Regions from separate parts of the Mus musculus genome. Here regions 1 and 2 are each linked to region 3. Evidence: chromatin loops called from intact Hi-C (ENCODE). Cell type or tissue: left cerebral cortex. All regions are shown on one strand. Region 1 overlaps Gm51669 (a long non-coding RNA gene). Region 2 has its middle 27 kb from the start of 1700029M03Rik. Region 3 overlaps Xcl1 (chemokine (C motif) ligand 1).

Region 1 (8,000 bases), 88 kb before region 3:
GGATGGATTTTTTTTTTTTACTTGATGAAATAATGAAAAATAAAGTTCCCCAAACAGTAAAAGCTGTGGGAAAAGACGGTCTCCACGTAAGTTATGTTGGTGATTCTGCCCACTGTTTGTTATCTTTTTATAGGAACGGAGTGAGAGCTTGTAGCATGTAGTTTCTACTACCCTGCTTTAAGCTCCAGGCAGACTGTGCTACCAGCCACTGCCCTGGTTCCGAGGGACCTGCAGATGAAAGACACACAGAGCTCATTTTGAACCTGCCTTATGGCTTAGCGGCTGGGCTCTTCTAAGGCTCCCGCAGCCAGCGTGCTTTTACCTTCACTCATTGCTCAACACTGTAAATCTGCCCTTAGCTTGGTTGCGTTTCTAATCTCCCGCCTGGGGAAGCAGCCAATGACTACTCCACCGGACATCTCATGTGGCCGATGACTCTCTCTCCCTCTGAAACAAGGTGAATTCCCTTTCCAATCTTGCATCTCCTAGCCTGCCTGCGGGAACCTCGAAGTTCCGCCTCCTCTGCCCAGCCATTGGTTGCTGGTATCTCTATTGATCGATCGAGAACCAATTGAAGAACAGGACCTTCAGCATTCACACAGGAATTCCCAATCAAAGCATCAGAACCGCCCCCTACAGAGCTAAGGCCTCACGTCTCCTGGGTGAAATGTCTGTATTCTGAGGCAGTTATCATCAGAATAAGAAGAAAGAGGCCCACAAGTGTGTGCGCCTCTGCGGAGACTCTTGTTCCCTCTTCCCCAAATACACCGTTTCTATAATATACGATATTATATATAATACTATACTTCTAGATAATACTAAATACTATAGTATTGTATAATTCAATAATACTAAGTATAAATTGCTTGATAATAGTATATACTCTAATACTAAAGCCACCACGTCCTACTTTGATCCAGTTGATATGAGTTAGCACAGAGTTCTAGGATCCCTGGGTCACCCCTCAGCCTTAGACTCAATCCCTATAAGGATCTTTCTAGAGATCATCAACCCACCCTGAAGGCATAACTCTCCATTTTTATATACCTGCACAATACCACTCCCAATGAATACTTGTTCCATGCAGACTGGGACTTTCTGCTTTGCTCACCTCTGTATCCTCAAGACCGTATAATGACAAATACGGTTGATAAATACCTGTTCAAAGCTTAAACCCTGTTCACTGGGAAGAGCAAGGTTTGATTGGGGTGGGTCTTTGTATGAAAACCAGCATGTATGATGTCCCACAGCTGCTATAAACAAGAAGGCGAAGGATGCCCCTCTGAGCCTCTCGTGACGTCAGGCCTTCTGGAGTTATTTCAGCAATTGTTAAATGACACGGTCCACATGATAAACGGCAGGGCTTTCAGTAATGCTTAGCCATATTTGCCATTTGGCTTCCAGGTTTTCATCAGAGAGTACTTGCCGGACTATAATAGGGTTACCATGGTAACTGTGCAGCCTGATTTCTGAAAGCCTGGGGACATTGTTCCCCTCCTCACTCAGAGGAGGGCTCCATGGAATGGATTTTGCATTATCTCTTTCAAAGCCAGTACTAATAAGTACAGGGAGGTCAAAATGACTCCAAGAGTGGCCATGTAAGATCACATGGCTGCTACCCCCTCACCCTACCTCTGAGGCTACTTCAGAGTTCAGACAGCAAATGGACCCTTTAAAAAGTCTCTTAAAGGTAGTGGCTCCCACCTTTAATCTTATCACCCAAGAGGCAGAAGCAGGCAGATCTCTGAGTCTGAGGCCAGCCTGGTTTACCGAGTTAGTTCCAGGACAGTCAGGGCTACACAGAGAAACCATGTCTCAAAAAAACCAAAACGGCGGGGAGGGGGAGAGTTGATGGGGGAGAAGGAAGTCTCTTTCCCCACAAACCCTAGAGTCTATGAACACCTTGGGGGCAGTGCTGAGCCCTACCCATGCCTGCAGGTCTACAACCAAGGCCCTTTCACCAGTCTCCAACCCCAGAAGGTATGGTTGGTCAACACTGGGTGGGGAACTTGACTGAGCCTGGCCTTGGAGGTGGTTTTTATTAGGGAGTGTCAGATTGGACAGCTGCATTGCTGTATGCAGCCTCTGCCAGGTAGCGGGTTCCTTCTGCCTGCCCCTTGCTTTGTTCCACCCATGTTTACGTGTTTCATCTGAAGCACTGCACTTGAGAAGTGTGAAGTCAGAACAGCTGGGTGGATCTCTACAGAATATCTTTTTATTGAGAACCTGCAGGGACCTGCTTAATGTTAATGACTATTCTCTCTCTCTCTCTCTCATGTTTATAATTTATAGAAAAAGGCTCTATTAGAGTTACAGGGAAATAGACTCTCTTCCTTCTCTAACCTAAACAGGCCTTCTAATCTAATTATTTTCTACTTATGAATTGACCAATCTGCATGAGCAATGATGCCCAGGGGCCTCAGAGTTGGTTCTTAGGTTGTCTAACTGAACGATAACTCTCCCGTCTACTGCTGGCCATTTAAAAACAGCCTCCTCGTTTGGGAACACGTGCATTCCTCCTTTATGACCTGGATCCCTTTCACTGTTCACTGATGCTCCTACAAAGGATTGGTCAAAGAAGGTTGTCAGTTGGGCAGTGCGAAATCATGTGCTGGAAAAAGGATAGATTGGGCCCCCCACCTCCGGTTGAGGGACAGAGCCACCCACCCATCTCCAAAATTGTATCCCAGAATTGCTCCTGTCTAAAGGAAATACAGGGACAAAAAGTGGAGCAGATACTGAAGGAAAGCCCTTCCAGAGGCTGCCCCACCTGGGGATCCATCCCACCTGCACACACCAAACCCAAACACGATTGCAGATGGCAAGAAGTGCTTGCAGACAAGAGCCTCTCTCCTGAGAGGCTTTCCCAGAGCCTGACCAATACAGATGTGGATGCTTGCAGCCAACCATCAGACTGAGCACAGGGACCCTCCCCTCTCCCCAAATGGAGGAGTTAGGGGAAGAACTGAAGGAGCTGAAGGGGTTTGCAACCTCACAGGAAGAACACGATCAACCAACCAGACTGCTCAGAGCTCTCAGGGACTAAACCACCAACCAAAGAATGCATGGAGTGACCCATGGCTCCAGTCTCATATGTAGCAGAGGATGGCCTTATCTAGCATCAATGGGAGGAGAGGCCCTTGGTTCTGTGAAGGCTCGATGCCCCAGTGTAGGGGAATGCCAGGGCGGTAAGGTGGGAGTAGGTAGAGGAGCACCCTCATAGGAGCAGGGGGAGGGGAGGATGGGCTAGGGTGTTTGCAGGGGGGAACCAGAAAAGGGGATAACATTTGAAATGTAAATAAATAAAATATCCAATAAAAAAAGGAGAGGCTGGAATGAGTGGCTAGAATCATTTTTTGAGCTTATTTATTTTATGTATAGCACTCATTAAGTTAGCAGGAGAGTTCTGTTCTATGGGCTGAGAGGACCTTGTGCAAGCATCTGTTAGCATCAGGTTCTACTGAGTGGGCTAGAAATGCTGCTACTGTCACTGCAGGAGTGATGAGGCATCTCCTCTGGTTTGGATATAAAATAGCACTCGCAGTCTCATGAGTTTTGATCACTTGGCTCTCTGCAGATTATGCTACCTGGGAGAGGGAAGATCCCTCGGAAGTAGGGCTTGGCTGGAGGAAGTTGCCTAGGGGTGATATTTGGAGGTTAGGACCTGGCTCAGCCCTAGTCTTTCTCTCCTCAGCCACTGAGTTGTGGTCAAGCTGCTATATGCTGTAGAGCTACCATTCTTCCCTACCACGGTGGACTCAAATCATGAGCCAACATAAATCTTCTTTTTTTCTGTGTTGCTTCTTGTTAGAAATTCATTTACATTAATAAGAAAAAGGATAAATAAAGCGCCTTTATTTTTTAAAATTATAGCCTCCAAATCAGGCACAAGCATCCTTTATGGAAGAAAATCTACTGTGGTATAGAAGTTTAAAAAAAAAAAGGAACTTCTGGTTCTATGAATATTTAATAAATTCAGCTCTAAAACATTTACTCTATGTATGGATAACTATTTAAATATAAAATATATAAGTGAGCACATGATTAGAACTTTTACTTCTGGAGTGAATTATCAAAAAAAAAAAAAAAAAGTTCAGGGATAGTGACATAAACTACGAGTACCAGGATTTTTTCCTGGCTATTGGAAGTGTCTGAACTACATAGTCTTCAAAATAAGAAAGGCATGCACATTAGGTAACTATTATAGGAACAGAAATTTAAAGTCACAATTGAGGGTTTCTTACCCCAGAAATATTACCTTGAAGTACATGTCAAGATAAAGTGTCAAGACAGACATTGCGAAATGTCATAAAAGGGGTAAATAAAATTGCATGGAATTATGATTTAAAGATGTAGGATGACAGGAGAGTTTCAGATGCTGTAATAAAGTAGTCCACGGGGGAAGCTTTGGGATCGTGAGTAGATGGCAGAGGTTGGCACAGTGGCCCATGAAGGGGAGGCTTGGCAATCATGTGTAGACAGGTAATAGAACTTGGCAACGTGGCCCTGGAAGGAGATGCTTAGGGTCTCATGTAGATGGTGGAGTTCCCTTTTAGGGAGCATTTCATCACTGGTCCTGCAGCGTTTTCTTGTGTGAGCGATGGTATGACGTTGGCCAAGTCAGCCCCACGAGCACTCCTTTGTTTGCCCTGCCTTCTTGACAGCTTGTGCTCTTCTTTTCCCAGTAGTTGGAAATCAGATTTGTGTTTACTTGGAGTATCTTCTGGGACCTACTTAGGTTGTACCTAGGAGACGATGCCAAATAGATCATGAACATTGATAGCAGACAGAGTGGAATGGAAACACAAAAAGGAGCCAGACACAAAGGCTGCTTCTCCTCTTATCTCTACTGCAATCAGTGAAGCCCACAGCTTCTCTCTGGCTGGAAAGTGAAATATTGCAACCCCACAATGGAAGGATCTCCCCTTGATCTGGTCTGCTTCCTTCCTACAGCCACAATTAGGCTTCAGTCTGTGGTACTTTGGCTCTAGGTTGCTCTCTTCTGCTTTTCTCTTTTCTCTCTTTCTCTCTTTCTCTCTTTCTCTCTTTCTTTCTCTCTTTCTTTCTTTCTTTCTTTCTTTCTTTCTTTCTTTCTTTCTTTCTTTCTTTCTTCCTTCCTTCCTTCCTTCCTTCCTTCCTTCCTTCCTTCCTTCCTTCCTTCCTTTCTCTCTCTCTCTCTCTCTCTCTCTCTCTCTCTCTCTCTCTCTCTCTCCTTCCTTCCTTCCTTCCTTCCTTCCTTCCTTCCTTCCTTCCTCTCTCCTTTCCTTCCTTTTGTGTGTGTGGAGGGGGCACAGTCTCTCACCACCATGCATGGCTATCTCTTCTGCAATCTGAGGCATCCTTAAGCAGGGAAGATAGAGTGGGAAACTCCTGTATAGGGTGCTGACATGGCAGCTAAGGACATGTAGAAGGACAGCTCCAGAGGAGGAGGACAGTGTAGGGAAGACCACTGGACTCAAAGATAGCATCAAGATCAAGGCCAGTTGTTTATGGACGTCCATGAACTCCTGTTGACACCTTCATACAGAGTGACACTGTAAGAGTATGTTAGCTAGCACTAGGATCTAGGGAATTATGTCTAATTTGTGTGTGTGTGTGTGTGTGCTCCACTAATTTGATAGATATTCATCTTATTTTTGACATTGTTTTTCTCTTCTTACTGGAGAGACCTTGATATACGCAGGAAGCAGTTCTTTTTGTAAATCCTGTCTCTGGTCCACCAGCCCAAGTTGGCTCTCTGCTTACGGGAAGTCTGTAAGACACAGGGTACTTATCAGCAACTTCCTGTCCTTGCTGGCTCACAAGGAAGTCACTGTGTAGAATGAGGGACCACAGTGCTGCATAATGATTGGATTTTCTCTTCCCTCCCCTCTCATGTGTTTGAAGCAAGCAAAGATTCACTTAAGATGCTTCTGTGTGGCAAGGGCTGGCTATATCTCAAGTGTGGGTCTTCCTCCTTTCCAGGAAGGACCCTCAATCCCATAACTTGAGTTATTCCTTTGTCTTATCTTTGGGACAAAGACATTCTCTCTTGACTCTTCCCCTGTGGCACTGGCCACACTGTACTATGATGTCCTTTTTGGCTGAAGATTGGTTGTCTTGAGTAGGGAGACCTTGTATCCTGTCATGTTGTTAGATGTTCCACTGACAGCAATTTAGGTGAATGAAGAATTACTGATATGTGCAGTCCAGTGCTCATCTACCCTCTGTTCCAGGGAAGCTTTACTGTTTGATATCCACTTCCCCAGGTCAGCACAATGGGAGGGCTGACATAGACTATAGCTAGCTTTCCCCAGAATGACAATGAGAAATTGTGCTCGTTGTCAGAACAAATATATAATCTAGTCCTGACGAACCTGTGTCTTTGTCTTTGCGACCCAAAGAAGCCCTATCTCAAGAGTAGGGATGCAGGGTTTTTGAGGGAAAGTGGGTTGAAAACAATAGGAAGGTGAATGATTCTCCATCTGTCCACAGTGAGGGTCAAATTTCAGACTACAGGACACAGGGTTCGGTAGAAGGTGAACACTGTATGCCCAGGCTCTGGTGGGCATTGTCAACTGGACATCTCTGAAGTGTCTGGCTAATTAGTTGGGAAGAGATGATCCCTATTCCAATTGAGTCTGGGTATATATATATATATATATATATATATATATATATATATATATATTATTTTTTTTGAAAGTACAAAGGGAGGCAAAACTGAGTGGGCAGAGGACCAGGTTGACAGGAATCTGAAGGATGGAAATTGCTTTCCACTGTGGTTTCTGAGCAGCGGACGGTCAGCTGGCAGAAAGCCCAGGACATGTCAGCTGCCTCAGAGTGGTGCACTTGCTGTAGACCCTGTGATAGTTCTCACCTGTCCTCCCTCCTGCGAGCATCCTGTTATTTATGGCACAAGCCTCTTGCCCTGCCCTGCCCTGCCCTGCCTTCTGTTTCTTGGTCAGCACCTTGGGGCTGCCTCTCCTGTGCCCTGGAGTACTTTATTCTTCTTGGATCTGCATCAGGGAGGCTGTGGGAACAGCTCATGTTGGGTTTCTTGCTCACTTACAGTTGCAGACAACCTCATTTTGAGAGTTCTTGAAATAGTTCCATTCGTTTGAATTAAATTTGATTTCTCTTTCTTTCTTTCTTTCTTTCTTTCTTTCTTTCTTTCTTTCTTTCTTTCTTTCTTTCTTTCTTTCTTTCTTTCTTCTTCTTCTTCTTCTTCTTCTTCTTCTTTTTTCTTTTTTTGGCAAAGCTAAAGAAGTAAAGTCAAAGGATAGCTTTGGCTTTCCAATTGAGAAGAGTCAGAGTAGAGCTGGAATCATATTTAGGCCTCCTACCACTTACTCTAAAGCCAATGTCTCATGCTCCCCTTAGCCCACCCCATCTCCAGACTGCCATGACTACACTGCTGCCACAGCCTTCAGGACTCAGCTGGTTTCCTTGGCTCTTTGGGCCATGCCTCATCCTCAGAATTCTTGCTTTTCCATATACTTAAAACAACAACAACAAAACAGAGCTCAGAGCAGGCAATGGTCCCTCACTGCCTCACCTCCCTATTCTCTCAGAGGAAAGTGATGACATCTCTCCTGTCTGTTCCTCAGGAGAGATTGGGACAAAAAAAATGAGTCAGGACCATAAGAACTGGTCTTCAGTTGCTAACATTTGTTTAGGATACTGGGAACCCTGGTGTTGCCTGAGCTGGGATGGAGATGAAACCCTCCCCACACCTCTCTCCAGTGTCTCTTATTAAGTACCATCAGAAGGGCAACACTGAGGCAGGACAGTTGTAACAATAACTGACACCTGTTAGGAACCTGCTATCACAACTTACACTCAGTTCTTCCATACTACTCCGCTGAGTCTTTCATTTAAAGCCAAAAGGTAAGCAGTTTTGAAGTCTCATAGTTATGGATGCAGAGACTGAACCCCACGGAGATTAAACCACATGCCCTACACCCTCCAGTTGATTCGATGGTTCAGAGTTAACATCTTGCCCCATAACAACAGTCTTA
Region 2 (8,000 bases), 60 kb before region 3:
GGTTTGATACCACCCATGGTGGGCTGTGCATATATATGTGCTATAACTATTAGCAATTGAGAAAACACCTCATAAACACCCCTACAGGTCAGTTTGATTGAGACAATTATTCAACAAAATTATTCTTTCCAGATGACTCTAAATTGCATCAAGTTGACAATAAAAACCATCCAGGACATTTTGGGTGATGAGGCTCCAACTGTGGTTCTCATGCTTGCATGGCCAGTACATCACTGACTGATCATCTCTCCAGCCCCAAACCTTCCTATTCCCTTCTTTCTCAGTTTTCAGATTTTTTTTTTTAAATCTTCTTTTAGCCAGGCGTGGTGGCACACACCTTTAATCTCAGCACTTGGGAGGTGCTTCTCTGCCATTCAGTATTCCTCAGGTGAGAATTCTTTGTTTAGCTCTGAGCCCCATTTTTAATGGGGTTATTTGATTTTCTGGAGTCCACCTTCTTGAGTTCTTTATATATATTGCATATTAGTCCCCTATCTGATTTAGGATAGGTAAAGATCCTTTCCCAATTTGTTGGTGGCCTTTTTGGCTTATTGATGGTGTCTTTTGCCTTATAGAAACTTTGCAATTTTATGAGGTCTCATTTGTCGATTCTTGATCTTACAGCACAAGCCATTGTTGTTCTATTCAGGAATTTTTCCCCTGTGCCCATATCTTCGAGGCTTTTCCCCACTTTCTCCTCTATAAGTTTCACTGTCTCTGGTTTTATTGGAGTTCCTTGATCCACTTAGATTTGACCTTAGTACAAGGAGATAGGAATGGATCAATTCACATTCTTCTACATGATAACAGCCAGTTGTGCCAGCACCATTTGTTGAAAATGCTGTCTTTTTTCCACTGGATGGTTTTAGCTCCCTTGTCAAAGATCCAGTGACCATAGGTGTGTGGGTTTATTTCTGGGTCTTCAATTCTATTCCATTGGTCTACTTGTCTGTCGCTATACCAGTACCATGTAGTTTTTATCACAATTGCTCTGTAGTTCAGGCATGGTGATTCCACCAGAGGTTCTAACATTGTTCTTATATAACACTTTCTATATGTCAGGCACAACTATGTGGGTCTCTTGAGCAACACACACGATCCTAACTATTTTATTGTACATGACATTTAAAGAATTGAAGGTAAGGATTTGTTTAAAAAGCTTCTCAGAGTCTCCTAGCCAACAAGACCAGGCCTCAAATCCTAGCAGCCAGATCCCTGTCTCTGTGTTCTTTATCAACTCACTAAGCTGTCTCATTAAATGGAATGAACATCAACTTTAAAAGTTGGGTTAAACTTCTGGCTTTGTTCCTTAGGGTTCTTGTGATCTCAGTGGAGTAGGAGTGGCCTGGGCCTCCATTTACTGTCTTTTAAGCAGGGTGAGCAAATCCCTCCTGAACATGGTTCCAGAAGGACAGAATGAGTATGCATTGTAGCATGCTCGATTCTCATTCTCCCTTTCACATAGAGCAGGATAAGAGAGGTCATCCCAAGGCTTGCTACAGTCCCCGTGAGCCCCATTGTTGACTTTGGGTGTGCCATCTGGTTATTATCACCCAGACAGTAACTCCACCAGAAATCACTTTCTCAAATGTACCCAGCAGAGAACTGGCCCCAGCTCCTTACCACAGCACCACTGCTATGTCTAAGTCACTTCAGAGGAAGAGCTGGCATTTTCCACCCACTTGCTCCCAGACCAATTTGGTGTACTGCTGAAGCCAGCATAGTGAGCACACCTTTAATCCTAGCACCCTGAAGGCAGAGGCAGGTGGATCTCTGAGGCCTTCCTGGTCTACAGGATGAGTTGCAGGACGCTCAGGGCTACACAGAAATACCCTGATCACAAACGAACAACAGAACACACAAACAACAAAAGACAGAGTGCCCCAGTGCCTGGAAAGCCCAATCTGTTAAGTCTTACTGCATTTTTACTAGCTATTTTCCTTTCTGTTTGTCATGTACATGACACCTTCAGCAGCAGAGAGATTTGGCTGGGGGTGGTAGCAGGCCAGGGAGGGGGTGTAGTGGCCTGGGTCTTTTCAGCTGGAAAGCCCAGCACAGACCAAGGTGAGGCACAGTCATCTCTCCCCAGCTCATGGCTCAGGGTACTGCTCAGCACAGTGATGGCTCTCAGAGCCTACGCTCAAGTTTTACTTCTCTGGGTTTTACAACTTCTTAAAGAAATGCTACAGATATATATATACACACACACATACATATACATATATTTAAAACTCTAAAGGCCAAGTTCAAGTCCCAGGGTGTCTCTGTGGAGTTTCCCCGTTCCTCTTTAACATAAACAACTCATTTGACTCCACTGTGTGCTGCTTGATTTTCAGTTCTTCACCTGACTGTTAGGGCTGTCAGTCACAAGCTCTTTTTCCAGTCTTTGCTGAAGACAAGATCTTTCACTGTTACATGGCTGATTAATGTTACTCTATGACTATAAAGGGGAATGTATGTGTCTGCCTGTCATTGTGCTTTCTTGTAATTAGTGTTGTTCCAGAACTTTCTGTTTATTTCAGAGACACTTCACTAGGCACTTCCGGTGATGTTCAATGCATTGGATTTGAGTTTCCTTGATGGTCTTTTTCTCCCATTTCATCAAACATGAAGACGATCTTGCAGAAGGAACAAAATGGGGAGCAGATAGATTTTCATTTGTTGCTAAAAAATGCACTGCAGTGACCCTGGGCCAATGGCTCACTATCTACAGTCTTAGTTTTCTGTCAGTAAATGAGACAATGATATGCAGACTTCAGCTCACATAACACTTTTGTATGAGCTGGAAACTCAATACTTTTGGCCTGTGCGACTGTAGCTTGGCAAACTGAATGTGGGTTTGATTTGACTCTCTTGTTGGCTCCCTCAGCTGGCACATCCTGCAAGATCATTCCAGGCAGCCCTTAAAGGACCTTCCTCACAGGGCTGGCATGAGGCTCTATGGGGCTGGTTATGGGAAGAACCATGCCACTTAGACTGCACACCCATTTTTCCTCTTGCTCTATCACTCTATCTGCTTCTGCTTATCCCAAGTTCTTCAGCCTACACTGGAGAACATCACAGACAACACAGAATCATTACCAAAGCACTCCCTGGGTCCCCTTTTGTATCCCTCCTTCTAGAGCCTTTCTTCCCCTGTTCTCGAAAGAAGTTGATCTCAGCAGTAGAAACATCATCTTTTAATTAGAGACTAACAGATCTCGGATCATAGAGAGTTGATGTATATTAACACATGCATTTTAACACACAGGTATGTGTTAATATACAAACATGTTAATACACACGGGAGATTATTGGAAAATATAGACTAATTTCCTGGCCACAGGGGGTCTTGCTTTTTCTGAGACATAAGGCAGAACCAGAGATCCTCAGAAGGGCTGTTATATTACTGGATACAAAAGGGGCTCCTAGTACCATTAGACACACACAGCATTTTTATAATCCTACCCATAACAGACAAAAATAAACCAACATGCTTTAAACCAAGGAATACACATATACCATTTCCTTTGTATGTTTAATCCTGAGGCCTACACAGGCCTGATTTGTGGTTTGTGTTCCTCCCTCCCCTTTCCTAAGAGAACATTTAGGATTGTTCACACGTCCTAAAGCCCTCATTTGCATAATTTAGCAGAACAGAGCGTGGGAGGAGAGCAAATGCTAATTTCATTCTAGAGACTTGATGTGCCCTGGATCCCAAGCAGGTGCCACAGAGAAGCACATGGTGACCGAGGTTTCAACATGCTAGGATTTCCCAGCCTCAGCAGAATCTTGGCTTGGTGGCTTTAGAGGATAGCTAGTGGAGGAGACTGTAGAATCTTCTCCTATGGTGACAGATATAGGTTAGAGAACTGGAATTTTAGATGTTGAGTAGCCCAGAGGACAAAGTAAATTGAGATCAGAGCTCAGTCTTACTCATTGTGGTTAAATTTGGATTATATTCTTGTTAGTCTTTTGTCAGCATAATAATGACTAAGTGCTGGGTCAGGAAGGTAGGTGGCCTATATCTGTATTTTTTTTTACCATAGACCTCTTGCTGTAAGAACAAGGGCCAATTATATTTTGACATCAGAGATTCCTTTTCAGTAAAGTGTGGGTAGCTATGGTACCCACTTCATCAGATTAAGAGAAGGACCGGATGAAATGATGGTGTTCTAGAGCATGCTGAAGAAATATTCATAGGTGTTAGCCGGCTAGTGCTTCAGAACTGATGGGGACAGGCAAAGGGATTCTCTTCTGACCTGAGGAAACCGTTTCATTTGAAACGCAGTATTTTGTTAAATGTGTTGTTTGGCATTGTGGAGAGTCCTTGGCATGGCAGTATTGCTGGGGTGTAAGTTTGTGGATCTAATTCAAGTCTTTAGTCTTGAATCCAGAGACCTGGCAAGTAGCACTGATTCTGTCTTTACTAGACTAAAACTCTGGGCACTTCATCTAATAAGAAGTCTTTACCTCAGTTCCCTAATCTGTAAAGCAAAAGGATTGGTGAGATTAGCTTAGATTCTTTCCAGCCATAAAGCTGCAGGGTTGTTTGTTTTTTGTTTTGTTTTGTTTTGTTTTTTAATGTTTGTTTCCACTCAGTGTTTTTGGCTCAAGAAAAAGGTCAACTTGAGTTCAGAGGAAGGTTTTTGTGTCTTGGTCAGAGCTGGAAGTCCTGGTTGTGGTGCTTCTCGACTTGGATCATATTTGTTTCAGTAAATTGAAATGGAGTAAATTGAGGCAGCGAAGTTAAAGGTTCTATTAGCTTAAGCTTGTACATCTTTGCCTAAGGCTTGCCAGGCAGTCAGACGAGTGTTGCGACTCATTCTGTACCAAAGCTGGAAGCCTGGGTGCATGTCCTTACTGTTACCTTGCCTCTCTTGTTTCCTAGCTCCCTGCGAGTTCTAAGCATTAGAGAGCCAATTCCAGTCATTTAATCTGACTTGAAACTTCATTATTTGGAACATTGCATTAGTGATACTTAATCTCCATTCTGAAGGCCCTGGTGTTTAGTCTGAGGAAATAAAACTAGTCTGTGTGAAAAGTAATCCATACATAAGAATTTCCTATAAAACAGAAATGATGTACTGAGTATGTGAGTAGGGTGAACTAGACATAGCCTGTGAGGCCCGTGAGTCATTTATGATTAGAAACTTCTCCACTCCAGTCAACTAGTCCCCAGAGAAGCCATGACCATATTTAGATTTGTGAAGAGGTGAGTGGTGTTTGATCTTGTTTTGCAGTGTAAGGTTACTCCAGAGGAAGACATTGCACGCAGCACTAATATGTGTCTTTCTAAGCCCTTCCCCTGGGCAATGCCAAATGATCTATTCCAAGTTCCCACTAAGAGCCAATTAGGCTAAAACTGGCAGCCCAGAAACCACGAAGTTGATTGTGAGGTGTATTAGGGATCATTCATTCCTCTTGGATTCCAGATTGAATTAGTTTTCTTTCTTCTTGCTGTGATAAAGGATTGGACCAAAATACCTTAAGAAATGAGGAGTGTATTTTGGCTCACAGTCAAGAGGGACAGAGTCCATCGTGACAGGGAAAGCATGGCAGCAATGGAGGGAGGTGATTGGTGACACTGAGTCCTCAGTCAGGAAGCTGAGAGGGATGGATGAGGGTGCCCCACTTGTATCTTCTTATTTCTTCAACTGAAATTCCAGCCAATGGGATGCTGCTGCCGACACTCATTGTAGGTCTTCCTTCTTCAGCTAAATCTCTCTGAAAATGCCTTTATAGATGTGGAGAGCCGTGCCGTGAGCAATCGCCATTATAAGATGGCGCTGGCTTCCACTGCGCCTAACTAGTAAACAAGTCTTATGCGCAAGTGCAAGAGTAAATCCACACCCAGTCACTGCCCATATCGGGGCGTAGTAATGGGGTGATGGGTGAGCAACTAATCAGGTGCTGTGCTGTCACGCCACATCAGGTGCTGAAACGTCACGCTGCGGGCTATCTAAGCAGCACCATTTTCCAGGTTTGGGGTCTTCCTTATGTTGAAGCAATAAAAGCTTTGCCGTAGAAGGATCCGGTTGTCCGAGTGAATTCTTGCCGGCGAGATACTAGCTCAGGCAAGAAGTGGCGCTGAGAAACCCGGGAATTTATCATCACTAGGCGCTGATAGGAGACCCCCGTTTCACGGGGCGGGTTCAGAACTACGGGACACTTTACAGCTCTGCAAGGTACGTACAGTCTTGAAATTTCTCCAGAGTTAGACGCCCTTTTCATTGTTTTCACGGCGATTAGATTATTCCTTTCCTTTCGGTTTCATTTTGCTTCCACTGGTGGTATTGCTGACTGGTTCTCAGTCGCGGTCAGGCCTGGACAGCAACCAGTATTGTTGACTGGTTCTCAGTCGCGGTCAGGCCTGGACAGTGACCAGTATTGCTGACTGGTTCTCAGTCGCGGTCACGCCTGGACAGTGACCAGTATGGGGATCTCCCACTCTGTGGTGACCGCCTTACGGTCGGTCCTGAAGCAGCGTGGCTTGAAAGTCGCCACCAAGACACTAGAAGGCTTTGTAAAAGAGGTAGATTGCATAGCACCGTGGTTTGCATGCTCAGGGTCCTTAACTATCCCCTCTTGGGAGAAACTCAAGGGAGATTTAGTTAGGGAACTGGAGAATGGCAAACTTAAAGCAGGAACCATGTCGTTGTGGAAGCTGATAAGATCGTGCTTAAAGGACAAGGAATGTCAACAAGTGGTTAAGGCAGGGCAGAGAATTCTGGATGAAATTCAAGACAGTCTATCAGAGGTAGAGCGGGGAGAGAGATTAGGAACAAAATGGACACATGGTGCACCAATTAAGCATACAGGCCTTTCCACGGACCTTGAGCCCAAGGAAAAGATAATGTCAGGAAAGAATACCCAGGGTGAGTTTGGAAGGAAGGAGAAGGAAAAAGAGAAGAAGAAAGATCAATCAGTGGAGGTCCCTAGGAGAAGGAACCTATACCCGCCACTAGATGAGTTTAAGGACCTAGCTCTTAGTAGCTCAGAATCAGATGAGGGACTTAGCCCCTCTGAGGAAACGGACTTGGAGGAGGAAGCAGCTCGTTATGAGGGAGAAAGGTACCAGCCAGATAAAATGCGAGCTAATCAGTCCAGAAAAAGGCAAAAAGCGGCTGTCGAAAGCCAGCTTGCTGCTCAGCCTCCGGACTGTCGGCTTCAGGGTCCTAGTGCACCTCTGTCTTATGTGGAGAGGTATCATTCAGACTCATTCATTCCAAAAGAGGAACAGAGGAAAATGCAAAAGGCATTTCCAGTTTTTGAAGGAGCCGAGGGAGGGTGAGTTCACACTCCGGTGGAGTATATACAGATTAAGGAGCTTGCTGAGTCTGTCCGTAACTATGGAGTCAGTGCCAATTTCACTATAGGACAAGTCGAAAGGCTTGCGGCTTTGGCAATGACTCCTGGAGATTGGACAACAGTGGTGAAAGCTGTGGTTCCAAATATGGGGATGTATCTTGAGTGGAAAGCATTATGGCAGGATTTCTGCCAGACGCAGGCAAGGGCTAATACCACCATGGAAGGGGACCAAAGAACGCGGACTTTTGAATTACTTACAGGTCAGGGACAGCACGCTGCTAACCAGACATATTATCATTGGGGAGCGTACGCTCAGATCTCAGGTGCCACTGTTAAGGCATGGAAAGCACTCTCTAGGAAGGGGGATGCGAATGGACATTTGACAAGAATTACCCAGGGCGCACAGGAGTCATTCTCAGATTTTGTGGCCAGAATCACGGAGGCAGCAGGGAGGATATTTGGAGACCCAGAGGCAGCTATGCCTTTAATTGAACAGTTGGTTTATGAACAAGCTACACAGGAATGTAGATCAGCAATCACACCTAGAAAGAGTAAGGGGTTACAGGACTGGTTAAAGGTTTGCCGGGCCGCTTACTAATGCTGGATTGTCAGCCGCCATTCTGCAGGGGCAGAGGCGCTCAGACTCAGTGGAGCTCAAACTTTGCTTTAATTGTGGCAAACCAGGGCATTTAAAAAAGGACTGCAGAGCC
Region 3 (8,000 bases):
ACAATGTTTCCTCACTCGTTAAGCAGCTCATCTCAGTTCCCAAACCCATTGCACAAATACTTATTTTTATTTTTAACGACATTCACATTCATTTCAAATGTTATAAGTAATAAATATTTATTATTGATGATGGCCCTATATTTGATTTATTATATAAAGGGAAAGGTTTTCTTTATCATTTGTTTTATTTCTCTCTCATTGATCTCTCTGTCTCCTCTCTCTCTCCTTGTCTCTCTCTGTATGTCTGTCTCTGTCTCTGTCTCTCTCTCTCTCTGTCTCTCTCTCTCGGACCTCAGATCTCCACAATGAAAAACATTTGGATCAGTGTTTGCTAGAGTCGGAAGCTGCCTCCATCGTTCTTAAGTTCAGCTTGTAACAGTCTCCAAAAACAAGTTACAGGGTTTTGCTGTGCCAGTGACAACGCTCGATCTATTTCAGTTTCCTAGTAGAGTATTATTTATAAAAGTGTTGAGAAATCATCCAGCTGTCCCCAGTTCCCACTCTGAGGGATAACAGCTCAGAAAGAGGCTCTGCTCAGGCTTGACTTCAGGCAGAATCTCTTACCTCTTGGTAGGCTGTTCACGTAAAAGTCAATGCTTTGTGAATTAGGCAATAACCTCCGGTTACCATTGTCTAAACTCCACGTTGCTACCTATGGGCTCCTAATACTCCCAAACATTGTCACATGGAACCTCTCTCAATGATCTGGCTCCATTTTATGGTTCTAGTATCCAAGAAGCTGATGAAGAACAAGAACTGGCCTTATCCTTGTAGTTGAGTTGAAGAATTCTGGAGGAGACATTGAGCGATAAATGCTAAGAACCTTTAGACAGAGTAGACCAGAGATCCAGAGTAGAAACAACTAGAATGTTACCTCCCAGCAAAAGGTCTGGTCATCTATTCTTTTCGCTTGTCATTCATCCACTGTGATTTTCAAAGATGTGTTCAAAGAGACAAGAGCTTAACACGCAACAACACCTTCCTTAGGAGATAGAAAACTAACAAGGTCACAGAAGATGGACAGAGTGATTTCTTTGTTTTTAAAAATAGTTTATTAATTCATTTTTAATCTATGTGTGTATGTGCCTTTGTGAGGTTATGTGGGCCACATGTATACAGATGTCTAGGAAGACAAGAGAGCATCAGACCCCCTAGAAGTGAAGTTACAGTGATGCCTGATGCTGGTAAATGAACCCGGACCCCCTGGAAAACCAGCAAGTGCCTTACAACTGCCCCATCTCTTGATCCCCGATTTTCTGCTTTAATTATATATTATGCCTTCCGAATGACTCCTAGTCCCTAGAGAATCATAATAGTAACGAGATTAACAACTGAAATAAATATTGTTTGATTTCTCAGTTTTAAAGAATTTTGCTTACCAGATATTTTGGCTTTAATAAGTAATGAAGGATACTTTCTTGCTTAACTAATGATGGTTCACTTAATCACATGATAAATCTGAGTTAAAGACAAAACAACACACATAAAAAAGATTCATTAGCTTTCCTGAAGGTCTTTGATCATTGCTAGGCAGAATTCAGACGGAACAGTTGGAAATGAGGCTCTGTGTTTGAAGTTCTGCATTCTCTTCAGAAGTCAGTTCTCCCGGGACCTTACTATACAAGAGGGCATAATGACCAGATGACTTAAGTAGACACAGTATTCTTATTTATTCTTATGTTATCCCCTTCCTTACTTCATAATTAATTTATTAAATTACCACTTACTAAGGGGCTTATATGTCCCAGAGCTGAACATCTAGCAGCGAGCAGAAAAAGTCCCTCTTCATTTTGATAGAACTGGGGCCTTCTTTCCCCTACTCCTCAAGCCTTTGCATCCCCAGGCCTTTGCAGATCATAGCAGTGCAGAGGTAAAACCAGACATCTGTCTCTGGTCCCACAACTAAAGGAAGCTTGTAGTGTGATAACAAAAACATATCCAGAGCAAGAGTCTTGGGTGCACTGGAGCAAATTTGTTAAGATCTTAGCATATAGGGAAGGTCAGAATAGCTTTTATCCTGGAAATAACACAAGACCAGAGGGATGAGACAGTTGTCGGGTTCCAGTACATTCCTGGCAAGACAAACAAATAGCACGCATGAAAGACTGATGGGGAGAAAGATCTTGATGTGCTAGGGAGGTTGAGACATTTGCTATACCCAAGAAACAAAATGGAGGCTACACAGCAATCCACAGGGGCAAAGGGAAGTCAGAGAGACAGTGAACACCCAGGAAGGCCCTGTCTCCGAGACCACTTCATTTAAAGTCTATGGTGGTGGTGGTGGTGGGGATTCTACTGGTTGATTGGTGGAAAGCAGATTATCAAGAGCAAGACAAGAGCTAAGAAGACAAAAGCAGGTGACTCTGGACTTAGAGACCTTTGAACTTGACCTGGTGGGCTCAGCTGTGCTCTATGCCAAGTGCCCAAGTGAACAACTCCTCTCCAGTTTCCTCTGCTGCTGAGAACCAGGACCAGGGCACAAGAAAATCATACTTATGGGGTTTATCTTAGGGTTTGCATTATTTGCTGGCTAGGCTAAGATCAGAACTGTAGACAAAAACGGGAGCTAATTTCCTACATGAAGTAGCAATTAAGAATGAGAAAGAATACATGCCACATTAGTGCACTTTTAGAGAATCCTAACACAGCCTACTTTGATTTATTAAGTTCCAGAGTGTTTATTGAGCTCCTGCAGAGTGTGTGGGAATAGGATCTACTCAGCTGTCACAAAGGACTGTGACAGTCACCAAAGTCATTCTTAGTTGGGTATCTCAGACAACCAAACTCAAGACTTCTCTCATCTGATGGTATTTGTCCAGATTAGGTTCCCCCAAGGGCCTAATGAGTTCCTGGGCTTATCTCTATTATTGCTTACATTTCCCTGAAATATCATTCTATTTGATTTGTCTTAGGAGTTGAAGTTGGGGCTGTGTACTTGATATCCACCTAATATATAGTATAATATCTGATCATGCTAGGTTTCCAGTAAGTTTTTATGAATACAAACTTTTATGAATATAAACTCACATGCACGCGCGCGCACACACACACACACACACGTCTAATACATGCTCAATGCTTAATGGTTGAAAACCCACAAAGGAGGAAAGAGCTGAATCTTGGGATATGACTCCGATTTTATTACTGAGAAAATGACATAGGTAAGGTGTTTGATGAGTGCACCAAAATACACTCTTGGAAAGTTGATTTTTTTTTTAAAGGTTCTGTACAGAAGAGATGACATAAGAATTGTGCCTTTAAGCCAGAAAGTGAACTTGCCAGGAATAAATGATGGGGTGGGTATCTTTGCCAGAAGAACGGCAGTAAAGAAATTGAGGGAAACTGCTTCTGGGTGAGAGGGGTAGAGAGTGCAGAGAGGAAGGGTAGGTTGAGGTCAGATTTGAAAGGTCCTGAGGGATGGGGTGGGGGCGGGGGTGGGAACGGGGGGGGGCACAGGGGCAGGGGGAAAGGGGCTCAGAAGACAACATGATGCATCCAAGTTTAGAATAGTTGCTTAGAGCAGTAGTTCTCAACCTATGGGTCGCGACCCCAACGCCCCTTTCACAGGAGTCACCTAAGACCATCAGAAAACACAGATATTTACAATTTGATTCATAACAGTAGCAACATTTGCAGGCATGAAGGCTTTTTTTTCCCCCTTAATATCTTCTGGTTGCAGGGTCACTGCAAGATAAAGGGTCTCAGCATTAGGAGTTGTGAACTACTGACTTAGAAGAAGGTAGGAAATGGTTGAGAACAATGGGAACTGATAGTGCATTGGTCTGCACTGGAGTCAGGGAGAGGTTAGGGATATGTGCAAGGCAGCGATGGTCTGGCTACCTACTGAGGCCCTTTTGAGGTTTGCAGCTCGGGTGAGTGGTTAAGAAGCAGCACAGTTGATTGGTAAGATTTTGGTCTAATAATTTCTGCTATGAGTTCTGGTGAGCCCCTTGGAAACTATAATCACCAGGAAGAGGGAGACAAGAAAGGAGAGTGCTGTGGAGAAAAGCACTGTGTATTGTAGTGACAATTTTGGGATTTTGATTTCTTTAAAAACCACCGAAGTATTATGAGACTGCTTTCATTTTAATCCCAGATGTAGGGATTCGGGGCTGCCTTGGACTGTCCGGAGCTGACTGTGATTTGCCTTGTGCTCTAGCAGAGGTGTGGTTTTGCCAGCTGCAGAGAGTTTCTGTGATAGCATGACAAGTGGAATTCTGGGGACTTTTCAGAGGGTGTTTAAATGGTATGGCCCCAGGAGGTGGTGGTTCTTGGTCATTTAGGGAGGTTGGTTGCAGTTTGTTAGTAGCTGTGGTTAAAGAAGAAACAAAAGGAAAGGAATCAGATTCAGGGATTTTCCTAATTCCTCCCTCCCCTCTATCCTTGTTTCTTTCGTATCTAGTGTTAGGGAGTAAAATGTGTGTGTGTGTGGGGGGGGGAGGTAGATAAAGGATGGGAAAAAGAAGAACCCATAAAGTAGGCGAAGTCCAGCTACACTGTATCAGCTTGATATGCACGCAATCCAGACAAAGCCCAAGCTACATTTTTTTTTTAATTTCCCTATGACAGGCAATCCTTTTTTAGATGAACGGGCAAAAAAAAAAAAAAAAAAAAAAAAAAAAAAAAAAAAGAAAAAGAAAAAGAAAAAGAAAAAAAAAAAGACTGAATATCTGTGAAACTCTTGATGCTCTTTGGGGGTTGGGAGACAGGGACATACAAATGAAAAATGTATCCACTGGTGAGTCACCGGCACTATTTTAGAAGGGATTTGTCACACAGCAGTGGGAGGCAGACAGGAGCCAAGAGATGAATCTGTAATGAGAGAAAAGACAAATGAGGTGAAGGCAAAGGCTTGGGATGGGCATCTGGGACACAGGCGGGTGGGGGGATTGTAGGGAGGATGATGATGGGAAGGAGGGACCCCAGGACTTGAATCCCTCCCTTTGGTGGGAGCTAGTATACATTAGAATGGAGACTGGGAGACCTGAGGGTGAAAGGCAGGAGATGTGTCTTGATTTCCTGGCAAACCATGTTGCTCAGCATAATTACTGAGACTGAATAATCACCCTTCTCTTTGACTCTGATCTGCCCTCCATGGGCTCATTATGGAAGACTTGGTGCCAGCTGGTAGGTTTTGGGGATGTGATTGAATACATAGGGTTCTGACCTAACGAATGGATTAACTCCTTGATGAACTCATCCTATTCTGACATTGGGAAGTGTTTAAAACTAGAAAGATGCATCTTGTGGCCTGACCCTCGTTTCTGCTTCCTTCTGGATCACCACAATGTGATCGGCTCTGTCACACACTCTAATCCCATAATAACTGTCCTACCTCAGATGCCAGGTAATGGAGCCGATGAGCCATGTACTGCGACCATGAAACAAAAATGCTCTTCTTTCTTTAAGTTATTTCAAATAGTTGGTCTTCAGGATTAAAAAGAATAAAAGTAGCATATTCCTGAAGTTTGGGGCGTTGCTCAGGAAGTTTGTTTTTTTGTCAAGATGGCGAAGAGAAGTTTCACATTGTAACATGAAGAAATAAAGATCCCACGGCCAGAGTGAGGTGATAGTCTCACTAAATGTGGTGGGAAGGAAGAGTGGAGCCCTCTCTCTGAATAGATTGAATGGAGGGTGTGGGTAAAGGAGAGGTGAAAGGAGAACTGGACAAATTATATCAGACTTCTCTCGACTTCCAGGCCTATTGTGTAGCAAATGTTTTATCCTGCCCTGAATTGTAGATGTTACTGGAAGTTCTTGGTTTAGGAATCTATACTTACAACAAGGCCTTCCCGTGGTCTCTGCTCAATTCTGTTGTTACATTAGAGATACAAAAAGGACTGCTGGTATGGCCTCCAATGAGTCCTTTAGATAGTAGCTGTGTATGGACACAGATCTAAGAGCAGAAAAGGCAAAGGACACTGATAACCATATAGTAAGTGGAGTGGAGTAAGGGTGATTGTACATTTTTTAAAAGACTCTGACAGAGATGCTGCTCTCTAGTTTGGGAAGATTCATGTTGCAATGAAGGGCAACTTCATACAAGACCTATAGTGTTGGGCTTTGAGGTATATATCAGTGTACTTGTCAGGATTGCTGTTGCTACAGTGAAAAAGCATGACAAAAAGAAAGGGTTTATTTCCATGTTGTAGTATATCACTGAAGGAAGCTAGACAGGAACACAAACAGGGCAGGATCCTAGAGGCAGGAGCTGATGCAGAGGCCTTTGATGGATGCTGCTTACTGGCTTGCTCCTCATGGCTTGCTCAGCCTGTTTTCATATAGAACTCAGATCTAGCAGTCCAGGGATGACACCACCCACCATGGGCTGGGCCCTCCTCCATCAATCACTACTTAAGGCAATGCCCTACAGGCTTGCTTACAGATAGATCTTATGGAGGCATTTTCTTAATTGAGAGTCCTTCATCTCATATGACTTTAGCTTGTGTCAAGTTAACATAAAACCAGCCAGCACAATTACTAAATGGACAGAAAGGAGAAAGTGTTTGTTTATACATTGGTGCCATTAACTTGACATCTGGAGCCAATAAATTCCCTGATGTTGTTACTTAACTTATGGGATCAGAAAGTTGATTATTAGTATAATGTCACAATTATCTGAATTATTTTTGTGGTTCTTCTTACTATTCTTCTTTGATAGCCGGGCGTGGTGGCGCAAGCCTTTAATCCCAGCACTTGGGAGGCAGAGGCAGTCAAATTTCTGAGTTCGAGGCCAGCCTGATCTACAGAGTGAGTTCCAGGACAGCCAGGACTATACAGAGAAACCCTGTCTTGAAAAAACAAAACAAAACAAAAACAAAAAAACAAAAGCAAAAACAAAAAAGACAAAAAACCTATTCTTCTTTGACTGATATTTCCCTAAGTTACTAGCATTTTATAATGCTCACACTTTATGTCATGTGTGTTTGGAAGAAGCTGTGTTGAGTCTCAAGGAATCAGAATTAATCAAAAATTGATGGTTAGCAGCAGATGTTTCTCATAGCTGCAATTCAGAGCAGCAATCCTTTCATATTTGCCAGTAAAGCTGTGCTTATTTGTATACTGTATGCTTGCATTTGTATCAAAAATGAATATATTGTTCTGTTTTGAAACTGAAATGGCCCCCAAAGCTCGCTTTGGGTTGCTAAAGGGAGTGATAAGATCCTGGTCTCTCATGGAGCTGTGCTCAGAGATGAAACCTTTCAGAGGGAGAATCGTCCTGAGAGCTCTGATCACATTAGTAGCTTAGTTCACAATAAATAATCAAACTGGAAGGTGATTGAAACATGGTAGGTAGGAGCTAGATGGAAGGAGTAAGTAATTGCATTTGAAGGGTGTATTTGATCCCGGTCTTTTCTTCTGCCTTTCTTGGCTTCTTGTTGCTGTGAGATAGACAGCTTTGTTCCACCGAGCACTCCTTACCTTGACATTTTGCCATATCGCAACCCAGAAAAGGAGGCCCAGTAGCCATGGGCCCAGTAGCCTCTGAAGCTATGGGGCAAACGAAACTCTCTTCTTTATGTTGATTTTCTCAGATTCTGTGTCATAGTGACGGGAAACTGACCAGTAGAACTACAAAGGCCCAGGTTTTCTGTGATAGATTGGCATCGGCTGACACAGGAGGCGGTGGATGTCAAAGTCTCGAGCAATCTGCATGCTGTGGCTGATCAGAAACCAGTTGCACAGGGCTACTTAGGTCATACAGTTTATCTATTTCTGACACATGTATGCTTTCTAACATGCATACGGTATTTTTCCAAAGAGTCAAAAAAGATTGTTGCTTAACTCACTTTGCTCAAGACTGGAATTCATCAAGGTTTAGGGTAGTTAGAAATGTAGAGAGCTCATTTTGAGTCGTATTTACTTTGAAAAAAATAATACCATGACATTAGCATGCTATTAATCATAGTCTCCTGTGTGTTCAGATAAACCATTGAATTATGGGTAAAGATGAAGGATTAAACAGCCTTTTTCTTTTTACTCGATGAAGTGTTTCTCCA

The links. Peaks named below come from ENCODE experiments on the same cell type or tissue, not always from the same donor. Only the 100,000 strongest peaks of a DNase experiment are listed, where the experiment ranks them.
Region 1: a loop joins it to region 3, with 2.1 times the contacts of the local background. A loop is called at or near these places in 4 of 42 quality-filtered maps.
Region 2: a loop joins it to region 3, with 9 times the contacts of the local background. A loop is called at or near these places in 3 of 42 quality-filtered maps.

The regions. Positions count from the first base shown.
Region 1 is chr1:165,011,419-165,019,418 of GRCm38, reverse strand. All of the region lies in intron 5 of Gm51669 (a long non-coding RNA gene), which reads left to right. Among named protein-coding and RNA genes, the nearest start is that of Gm51669, 46 kb to the left of the region's middle. In left cerebral cortex, no CTCF peak of the experiment used is centred here; DNase peaks (open chromatin) are centred at 531, 1,438 and 3,488; H3K27ac peaks cover 437 bases.
Region 2 is chr1:164,984,037-164,992,036 of GRCm38, reverse strand. No RefSeq gene overlaps it. Among named protein-coding and RNA genes, the nearest start is that of 1700029M03Rik, 27 kb to the right of the region's middle. In left cerebral cortex, no CTCF peak of the experiment used is centred here; DNase peaks (open chromatin) are centred at 2,855, 3,695, 4,230 and 7,121; H3K27ac peaks cover 2,067 bases.
Region 3 is chr1:164,923,774-164,931,773 of GRCm38, reverse strand. Xcl1 (chemokine (C motif) ligand 1) reads left to right here. Exons shown (of 3, transcript NM_008510.2): 3 at 1-130. Among named protein-coding and RNA genes, the nearest start is that of Xcl1, 7.7 kb to the left of the region's middle. In left cerebral cortex, no CTCF peak of the experiment used is centred here; DNase peaks (open chromatin) are centred at 478, 4,327 and 4,763; H3K27ac peaks cover 2,381 bases.